3 separate regions of the Homo sapiens genome follow, and regions 2 and 3 are each linked to region 1. The links are chromatin contacts, found by Hi-C or POLR2A ChIA-PET in ENCODE. All regions are on one chromosome and are shown on one strand. Each heading gives the region's core, a stretch centred on a gene start or an enhancer-like site at or near the end of the contact. The rest is flanking DNA. Distances are from core to core; before and after follow the strand shown.

Evidence for each region. A loop is a pair of places that touch in the nucleus more often than their neighbours do. ChIA-PET counts read pairs that join two places held with the same protein, here RNA polymerase II (POLR2A). Pooled maps may share reads with other maps.
Region 2: a map of OCI-LY7 shows a loop between it and region 1 (30-fold over the local background). The contact joins the promoter of RUFY1 here to the promoter of RNF44 in region 1. A Hi-C loop is called at or near these places in 3 of 168 maps with a recorded cell type or tissue (OCI-LY7, ascending aorta and naive thymus-derived CD4-positive, alpha-beta T cell), 1 of 37 single-sample maps with no recorded cell type and 15 of 50 pooled maps.
Region 3: a loop to region 1 is called in a map of CD4-positive, alpha-beta T cell, with 6 times the contacts of the local background. The contact joins the promoter of HNRNPH1 here to the promoter of RNF44 in region 1. A Hi-C loop is called at or near these places in 3 of 168 maps with a recorded cell type or tissue (B cell, CD4-positive, alpha-beta T cell and CD8-positive, alpha-beta T cell), 4 of 37 single-sample maps with no recorded cell type and 12 of 50 pooled maps. POLR2A ChIA-PET finds 5 or more read pairs at or near these places in 3 of 52 experiments (CD4-positive, alpha-beta T cell, CD4-positive, alpha-beta memory T cell and activated T-cell).

What each region holds. Positions count from the first base shown.
Region 1 is chr5:176,535,533-176,538,830 of GRCh38, forward strand. It overlaps RNF44 (ring finger protein 44), which reads right to left and starts at 1,870. Exons shown (of 11, transcript NM_014901.5): 1 at 1,408-1,870. LOC124901143 (a long non-coding RNA gene) reads left to right here and starts at 2,397. Exons shown (of 2, transcript XR_007059071.1): 1 at 2,397-2,591. RefSeq lists silencers at 1,364-1,553, 1,634-1,893 and enhancers at 2,004-2,443, 2,684-2,863.
Region 2 is chr5:179,549,125-179,552,212 of GRCh38, forward strand. It overlaps RUFY1 (RUN and FYVE domain containing 1), which reads left to right and starts at 1,430. Exons shown (of 18, transcript NM_025158.5): 1 at 1,430-1,755. The coding sequence starts at 1,446. All of the region lies in intron 4 of LOC128966623 (a long non-coding RNA gene), which reads left to right. It overlaps LOC105377762 (a long non-coding RNA gene), which reads right to left and starts at 1,380. Exons shown (of 4, transcript XR_941315.4): 1 at 820-1,380. RefSeq lists a silencer at 1,355-2,064.
Region 3 is chr5:179,621,884-179,624,948 of GRCh38, forward strand. HNRNPH1 (heterogeneous nuclear ribonucleoprotein H1) reads right to left here and starts at 1,788. Exons shown (of 14, transcript NM_001257293.2): 1 at 1,712-1,788; 2 at 1,154-1,281. The coding sequence starts at 1,250. The region is part of intron 4 of LOC128966623 (a long non-coding RNA gene); the gene reads left to right. RefSeq lists enhancers at 1,560-1,729, 1,785-2,079, 1,829-2,614, 2,615-3,065.

The sequences.
Region 1 (3,298 bases), core at 620-3,119:
AGTAAGTTACTCTAGGCCACAAGACCAGAGAGAACGGAATTGGTCCTAGTTGGCCTCCTAGGCCCAAACTCCCCCAAGCCATAACTCCTGTGGCATCAGTAGCTGGAGGAAATCACCTAATCCCGAGTCTCCAAGCCATACAGGAGGCTGGGAGAGCACTCTCTTTCAGGCACCCATCTTTAGCTCTGTAGTACAGAGAAGCAAGCAAGGCCCAGAGTTGGAGCTAGCAACTTGCTCAAGGTCAAATAGCAAGGGTGGCCAGGTGGCCTCCCCTAACAACTGCTCTGCCCGTCCACATCTCCATGCTGTCCTATCACGGAGCTCTGTGTGAACGGGTCTTGAGAGTCCCGTCGCTGAGCCCCGTCCGCCCCAGGCACGCAATGCATTTTGCAGTTAACATAACCCCCCACACCCACCCATGAGAGCCGGCCAACCCCTTAAGTCCAGTGCCCCAAGCACCTACCCTGACCTTGGTCTAAGAGCCCCAGGGATCTGTTTGCAGGAAGAGACACTCCCTTTTGCAGATAAAAACAAAGTCAGACCCTGGGGGCATGAGCAGACTCAGCCAGGAAGAGAAGCCCCCCTTCCTACTTCCCCACACCCCACCCGAAACAAGCAGGCTCTGCCCAGCGCAAGCAGAGCTTCCCAACGTGTGGTGCCTGGAGGCCGCTGAGGGCCGGACCACCAGACTAGGAGAGAAGACTCCCTAGTGACCTTGGTCAAGGAAATCCCTTTGCTTCTGAGCGCCTCAGTTGGCACAGCTATAAAATGGGGGTGGAAATCTTTCCTTCCCACAGCGCCCAAATAAAACCAGAAGAGTCCAGAAGAAACCAGGTGGTCACACTAGTGGGGGAGGAAACCAGGGTCCTGGGGAAGGGGGGGCTCCCCAACGCGGGCCAAGTGCACGCTGTGGGGCTCTGGGAAGCTTACCCAGCCACCCCTCCCCAGGCATAGTGCTGGGGGGCCGAGGCGCGGACACAGCCCCGAGAGGGGCCTCCCTCGTCCGCTTCCTACTCTTTTGCGCCGCTCTCGGAGGGACACCGGGGGCGGGAGGCGAGACTGCAGCGCAGGGGCCAGAACGCTGCGACTTTAAGAGCCGAGGATCCCGGACCATGTGCTCGGCGTGAGACAAAAGCAACAACAAAGGAAGTGGCGGCCGCAGGGGGAGGGGGGCGGCTCCTTCCTCTCCAACCGCAGCGCTCAGCTGCAGGAGAGGGGAGATACGGCCCGGCCACGGGGGGCCTTGGGGGGGGTTCCTGATCCCTGGGGTCTCGCTGCCCGCAGTCTGGACCGCCCGTGATTAACCCCTACGGAGCCACCTAGATCACGGCCCCCATTCCCAGGGGAGGGGAACAGAAGGTCCATGGGTGGGGGAATAGGAAGTTGGGGGCCCTGGCACCGACTCACCTTTGGCCGCCCGGCCACACGTTGACTCCTTTGTTCCCGATCTAGGACGGCCAAACTGGGCAGGGGGCGGGGGAGGGGGGGGGTGCCTGTCTGGATCCTTTAAGAGCTCCCGCCCTGCGGAACAATGTGCTCCCCTCCCCACCCCCGGGTCCGGGGGCAGCCCGGCTCCTTCCGGGGCCTCTCTCTTTGTTGTCCGCCCGACGGCGTCTGCCTCGCGAGGCCCACGCGCGATCAGTCTCTCTCGGCCCAGGCCCTCAGGGAGCGGGAGGCGGCGCAGGACGCAGCTGGGTCTGCGCGGCAGCCGGCGGCTGGCCCTTTAAGAACTGTCCGCGGCGGCAGCGGAATGTAACAAACCCCACATTTGATTCACAACATTCGAAGCGGCGGGGTCGCGCGCCAGACGGGAGGGGGCTCGCGGGGGCGCGCCGGGAGGCTCCGGCAAACAGTAGCCCGCTGCAAGCCCGCAGGGGCCCCGCCCCGCGCCGGGAGCTCCGCCCTGAGAGCCAATCACTCGCCGCGACCACGCACGTGACTAGTGGGCCACCATCTTGAATTTTTTTAACCTCCTCCTCGCCCCCACCTTCGCACTTAAAGGGACCGCAGCCATAGTCAAAAGCAAGGGGCGGGGCCGCATATCCTGACATAAAGATGGGGAGACCCCAGGGTGGGCAAAACCGATCGGCTGCAACTCGAACTTGCTATGCAAACTCGCTAACTACTCGCGCCTCTGAGGCTCAGTTTCCCTGCCGAAGAAATGGGTCCCGCCAGGAGAACCGGCAGTACGGACTTACTGTGTCATGGTCCCCTCCTCGGGGACAGGGTGCCGCCTGAGATACTGAAGTGCAATGGGTCTGACCTCTGACGGGGCGAGAGCGGCCCAAGTGGTTATGCTGGCTCTAACAACCCTGGGCCGGCCACCTTCCCGGAGATGACGTCACCCCCAAGAGCTGCAGCACCGCGCTGACATCATGGCCCGGCCGCCCCACTTCTCCTTGTTTATACTACACGGCGTCTTTAAAAAGCTGGTACGGCCCAGATTGCCCAACAGACCAATGGCGGACCACCCATGCAAACGAGCTAACGTCTGCCGGGCAAGGAGATTGGCCCTGCTCGCGCTGACGTCACAGAGACATTTAACCGCCACGCCCCCAGCGTGGCGGTGGAGGAAGAGAGGCGGGGAACAGGTTGTAGTTTAAAGCAAAAGTGCAGGCGCTGGGCGCTCTAGCTGCTAGGCTGGGCTTGAGAGTTTGGTGTCCCCGCGGAGACCTCCCTAGCCAGGGAAACTGGGAACTAAGCCCAGTGAAGCGTCTATACTTTAGTTTTCTATTCCTCTCAGCAGCTATGAGACGGAGGGATTACTATAGCCAGTTCATTTTACAGATGGGGAAAGTGAGGGCCTTCCCTTACTCCAGATCACACAACTAGAAGTGTGGCGGAGCAGGAGTGTGAACCTAATCCAAAGCCGAGCCTCGTTCTCCTTTGCCTCGAAGCCCACCCACCCGGGCAAAATTTATACAAAATGGGGTATTACCTCCACCACAATTATATAAGCAGAAAATCAGTAATTTGCTAAATATCCAAGAGCTGGAACAGGTCGAATAATGAATATTGGGTGCATGCATATAATCAATAACGACTCTTGGGCAGTTACCACAAAGAGGCAGCTGGAGGCGACACGGGGCTATCTCCAAGACAGCCATAAACAAGGCGCCAATGCAAAATGTTAACATCTGTTAACCTGTGTGGTGGGCCATGGGGCAGGGGGATGGGGGGCTCATTTTCTATGCTGCTTTGGTATATTTCGTAATCCTAAATTTTATATAAAAATTGAAACCAAGATGCTGAACAGTTCTAACAGTATGTATCAGGTTTCTTTAATTGGACATATGCC
Region 2 (3,088 bases), core at 180-2,679, 3.0 Mb after region 1:
AGCGAGACTCCGTACGAAAACAAACAAACAAAAAAGACTGGTAGTATGCCCTCAGTCATTACACAACTCAAACACCAACTCCACAAATTCCCAAAACACTCCTAGATGAAGTGGTATCCCTTCACTGAGAACTGGCCTTTCAGGGACCAGACATATCATGCAACCTAGTGAAGTGGGCTGGACCAAGACAGGTCCAGGGAGCAGCTGGGCGTCTAAAGGGGCAGCACAGTTTATTCCCAACAGTTTGTTGCCATCTGGGAATATGCCATGAGTTACCAAATATTCCAGTGATTCCAGAGAAAGCTAAAATCCAGATTCTTATGTGAAATCTTTTGATTTCTAAATATTGGCAACAAGTTTTAAGATTTGTAAACATTCTGGGAATCAAAACAGCTCTGCTGGTTTGGTGTGGCTCATGTTGCCTCACTTTGCAAAGTGTTAAGTGCTAGTAAATTTTAGTGTTTTTTCTGAGACAGGGTCTCACTTTGTCGCCCAGCCTGGAGTGCAGTGGCCATGATCTCCGCTCACTGTGGGATCGACCTCCCGGGCTCAAGCGATCCTCCCACTCTCAGCCCCCCAAGGAGCTAGGAGTAGAGCTGTCCCGCCACGACATCTGGCTGGTTTTTTGTTGTTGTTGTTGTTGTTGTTTTGGTATTTTAGTAGAGACGGGGTTTCGTCCTACTAAAGGCCCGCCTGGGCCTTCCGAAGTGCTGGGATTACAGGCGTGAGCCACCGCGCCCGGCCAAAATTTTCCTTTGTACTTACTCAAATTCCTTTCTTTTCCAAGTGAAGAAACAGACTGAGTGTATAGTGACTTACCCAGGCCACACAGTTGGATACCAGAGATAGTAGTCACAATCGCTAACATCTGCCATGTGGTCCTTACTGCAAATCTTATTTAATAATGAGGTCGGTTTTTGTTATCCCACTTAACTAATCAATAGGAGAAGCCACCTCTGATTTCCAGTCCACTATCGTGCACTCTTTCTTGCCAAGCCGTCATAGTCATTAGATTAAAAAAAAAAAAAAATTCCTGCTTTCCTGCCTCGCCTGTGCGTTTCCTTAGTCGCCCTTTCGGGGCTTGTTCTAATGAGTGCTACAGAAAAATGACGAAGTGGAAAATATAGACCATGAAATGAAAATTTAAAAGAGGAAATGGTGTCACAAAGACAACGACGGCCAGGGAACCCCGTGAAGCGCCGGGCAGGGTGCACAACTGTCCTCGGAGAAAGTTCAAGAGGAACTTCCCCGCGAACAGGTCCTGCCGGCGGCCGGGAATACGCACACTTTTTATGTTATGACTTGGACTTTCCCGAACCTTTCGAAACAGAGGGAAGGCGAGGCGGTGAAGAGGGAGAAAAATCTCCCCCACCTAAGGCAAAGGCGATGCCCGCCCGCCCCCACCCCGCGCCCGCCCGCCCGCTGGGTCACATGACACGGCCAAGATGGCCGACCGGGAAGGCGGCTGCGCTGCTGGGCGGGGGCGGGAGCTGGAGCCGGAGCTGGAGCCGGGGCCGGGGCCCGGGTCAGCGCTTGAGCCGGGAGAAGAGTTTGAGATCGTGGACCGAAGCCAGCTGCCCGGCCCAGGCGACCTGCGGAGCGCAACGAGGCCGCGGGCGGCCGAGGGCTGGTCGGCGCCCATCCTGACCCTGGCACGCAGGGCCACCGGGAACCTGTCGGCGAGCTGCGGGAGCGCGCTGCGCGCGGCCGCGGGGCTGGGCGGCGGGGACAGCGGGGACGGCACGGCGCGCGCAGGTAGGCTCGGGCCGGGTCTGTCCCGCGGCGGACTCGCGTGTCCCCGCTGGCCGCCGGCGCGGGCGCGGTGGGGGCCGGGCTGGGAGGGCACTGGCCGTTCCGGGAGGTTACGCGAGCTGTTGGCGGGCGGGCGGCGCCTGGCTGCGCCTGGGTCTTTACTCCGGCGGCCCAGCCGAGACCGCCCCCCGCAGCCCCGCGTGCCTGAGCGCGCTCCCGCACCCGCGCCTCTATGCTCTCCCACTAACTAGGTGAAGGACGTGTGCGCGTCCGGGCTTCGGAACTCTGTAGTAACTCCACACACGAAACGGAGCCAGCACTGTTCTGCTTTTCAGCCGTTCAGTGCGGGAGTGGAGCGCCGGCGGGTGTTGGGAGGGCGTGGGCCCTGCGCGCAGCGGACCAGCGGCGCCTCCGCTCACCTCTGCCTGTGAGATGGGGATTTTAAAGTCACCCGATGATCTCTTAAAGACCTTTTCAGCCCTTGTAATGAACAGAGTGCCAGCATATCAGTGATAGTAAGAGTTAAGTAACTTAGCCCTCTAACGCCAGACATCCAGAGCTGTGCTATCCAATACAACAGCACGCATATGTTTTTGTGTGTGTGTTTTTGTTTTTATTTATTTTTATTTTTTTGAGACCGGGTCTTGCTCTGTCGCCCAGGCTGGAGTGCAGTGGTGCGATCTCGGCTCACTGCACCCTCTGCCTCCCGGGTTCAAGCGATCCTCCCTCCCGCCTCAGCCTCCCGAGTAGCTGGGATTACAGGTGCCCACCACCACGCTCGGCTAAGTTCCCCGCCCCCACCCCCCTCCCATATTTTTAGTAGAAACGGGGTTTCACCATCTTGGCCAGGCTGGTCTTGAACTCCTGACCTTGTGATACACCTGCCTCGGCCTCGTAAAGTACTGGGACTACAGGCTTGAGCCACCGCGCCCGGCCGGATTCCTCAATTTCTAACTGAATCAATTGAAATTCAGTACTTTTAAATTGAATTAAAAATTGAGTTCCTCGGCCGGGAGCGGTGGCTCACGCCTGTAATCCCAGCACTTTGGGAGGCCGAAGCGGGTGGATCACGAGGTCAAGAGATCGAGACCATCCTGGCCAACATGGTGAAACCCCGTCTCTACTAAAAATACAAAAAATTAGCTGGGTGTGTTGGCATGCACCTGTAGTCCCAGCTACTCAGGAGGCTGAGGCAGGAGAATCGCTTGAACCTGGGAGGCAGAGGTTGCAGTGAGCCGAGATCGCGCCACTGCACTCCAGCCTGGGTGACAGAGCGAGACTCTGTCTCAAAAAAAAAAAAAAAAAAAAAAACTTGTTCCTCGATTACAGCGGCCAC
Region 3 (3,065 bases), core at 538-3,037, 3.1 Mb after region 1:
TGCACAGCTGAAGCCAAACCCAGTGTTGCCCCCTGCAAGGCGGCTTCCAGCGTACTTGGTTCTTGTTTTACAGGTCGCTTTCCGTTACCAACGCTAAATTCAGATAGTAAGTCAATACTACAAACGTCTTGCCAAAAGCTGTTAATTTCATCCAAATAGAATTTTAATCAGTCTAATTTCTTTTTCCCAGTCTAATAATAGGAACAAGGACATTCTGATAGAAAATATTCAGGAAACCTATGTACTGCAAAAACACTTCCCTGGGCTTCAGTGTCTTCAACTGTATAGTGAGCCAGATTAAGAACTAGATAAGAAAACACTCTTCAATTATCAAATCTTGATTAGGAAAACTGAAATTAAGACGTGACATTTTAACTTTCCGAAGAATGCTCCTTTTTAAGAAAACACCAAAACTGGAAACAAGAGGTTACACTTCAAGATATTGCAAAACATTACTATTATTTGTCTAATCACTCGGCCATTTTCTCAAGATTGAGGAGGAAATCCCACCTATGCCAATTTATCCTTTCGAAAAAAGACACCCGGGCCAGGCGCGGTGGCTCACGCCTGTAATCCCAGCATTTTGGGAAACCGAGGTGGGCGGATCACTTGAGGTCAGATGTTCGAGACCAGCCTGGCCAAAATAGTGAAACCCCGTCTCTACTAAAAATACAAAAATTAGCCGGGCGTGGCGGTGCGCGCCTCTAGTCCCAGACACTCGGGAGACTGAGGCAGGAGAATCGCTTGAACCCAGGAGGCGGAGGTTGCAGTGAGCCGAGAACGCGCCACTGCACTCCAGCTTGGGTGACAGAGACTCCAACTCAAAAGAAAAAGAAAAAAAGACACCCATAAAAGAAAAGCTGGTGTTCAAAGATAGGTAAAGAAAACAAAGTCTGCCAAACCTGCCGCACTCCCCCAAGGGCCAGGAGGACGGGCGGGGCTTTCGAAATTTCCATTGCGTAACAGCGGGCCGCCGGGCGCGAGCAGCACAGCGGTGAGTGTAGTCGCCCGCGCCTCGCCAGGGGGCGCCCCGGGTCCCACCCGGCCCGGCCCGGCCCGGCCCGCCCCGCCCCGCCCCGCCCCAGCCCGGCCGCCCGCCAGCCCGCCCGCCCCGGCCTCGAACTCGAACTCCCGCGTCCTAGTTCTAACTCACCAGAAAAAAACCTCTGCACTTCATCGGCCGAGCAAGACCAGGGCAAGCCCCGGACCTTCACCACGAATCCCTCTCCACCTTCCGTGCCCAACATCATCGTCTCTTACGCGGTCCGGCGTCGAAACAAACTGCAAAGCGGGGAGGACCAGAACTGAGAGCGCCAATTAAGCTGTCCTTCGCCTCCGAGGCGCGCCCGGGCCCGCACCGCCCCCCCACGGAGCAAAAACCGGGCGGATGCACCCACCCCGGCGACTCCAACACCTCCTCGTCCGGCGACCGGACCCCCAAAGCTGTCCTGAGCAACAGCTGTCGGCGCCCCGAACCGTGGGGGCCCGGGCCGAGAGCCAGCGTAGAGGAAAGGAAATGGCGGCGGCCGCTTCCGCTCCGCCTCCTCCGACTTCTCACACAATAGAGTCGGCGCGGCCTGCAGGCCTCAGCGGCGGTGCCGAGATTCAGCGAACCACTCGCGGCTCTCGACGGCAGCCTGCAGCTCGCCAAGGTCCCCGTGGCCCTCCCAGAGATATGGGGACAAACAATCCTCGCAAAAACGGTACCCACCGTGGTCGCTGAACTGCAAGCGAGGACCCACCGCGACTCACCTAGACACGCGACTTCTGCGTGGCTAAGACGAAATGGCCAGCGGGCGCCTGCGCAACCTAAATAAGGTCCCTTGTGCGAGTTCTGCGCACGCGCAGCCAGCTGCCCGCACCGCCCCGTTGCGTCACAAAGAGCTCTGGCGCATGCGTAATTTCAAGAGCCAGCCCACCTCCCGCCGGCGGATTATTACACGCTTGGGTTTTGGGCTCAGCACCCCCACCCATAAACCCGCCGGGCTTTTTGTTGCGCCTGCGCCTTCCCGCGAATATTGAACTTCGGAGTCCTAGCGGTTTATAATTATTTCATGCGCATGCGTCTTCCTTGAAACCGTTCTCTAGCCTTACCCGCCAGCGTGGGGGAGGGGAATGGCGGCCGCCTGTTCCCTATGGGACTGTATAGGAGTCCCGAGCTCTGGGTTGTGATGAGGTGGGCGTCTTTCTACCCCTTGCCCCCAGGCTCTTACCGGCGCGCTCCTGGCCGACCTGAAAGGAGGGGCGCGGCCTTCAGGCGTTCCCACTCCCCGCGCCGCCTGTCTTCCCTTTATCCCCAAACCGGCCGAAGCTGGTCAGCTGCAGATTGTCGAACGTCCTGGGAGCTGCGGGGCTGCGGACGTCCCGCGCCCGAAGCCACCCGTATGGTGCCTGGGGCACGTCCCAGCCCTGTGTGCCTCCACTTCCCCTTACCTGCCGTCGTCGGGCCTAGGGCCCCGGTCGGCGCGAGGTTTCCGTGCCTGTGGCTCGCGCCTGTACCCAGCTTTTGCCTAACGAATTCGCACCCTGTGTACCCCTTGACCCGCCTAACGGTCGGCAGGCCTTGACTGCCCTGGGGCCCTGGCACGAGGAGGGATCGCGAGCGCGGGCTCCACGGGTGCGCGCCGGCCTCTGCGCTCGGTAGGTTACCGCTGCATCTCCCAGAGCAGAATTGGTAAGAGTGCGTCCATTCACCAGGCGTAGACGCTGCATTCGAGGAGGCCCCCGGGTCACCCCATGTGCACACATGCTGCGAGATGACTAATGTTCGTGGTTTCTAGCAGCACTGCCCAAAACCTAAGATGCCGTAGCCTCCCAGGCCTCCCCATGTCTGATTTGGCTGCCTTCCTCACCCCAGCTTTAGTGGACACAGACAATACACAAATTAACAATAAGGTAGTGCTGGACCCTGCCGCAGAGCTACCTTAGCTAGTGCAAGCCTGAGTGCCACCCTGGGAAGATGCGGACAAAGCATGTTTCCAACCCCAGTGCCACAGAGTCCGAATCCAGTTTTGACAGGTTTGAGAAAAAGTAGAGAGGACATCAAAAGAAAGACAGGAGCCCAG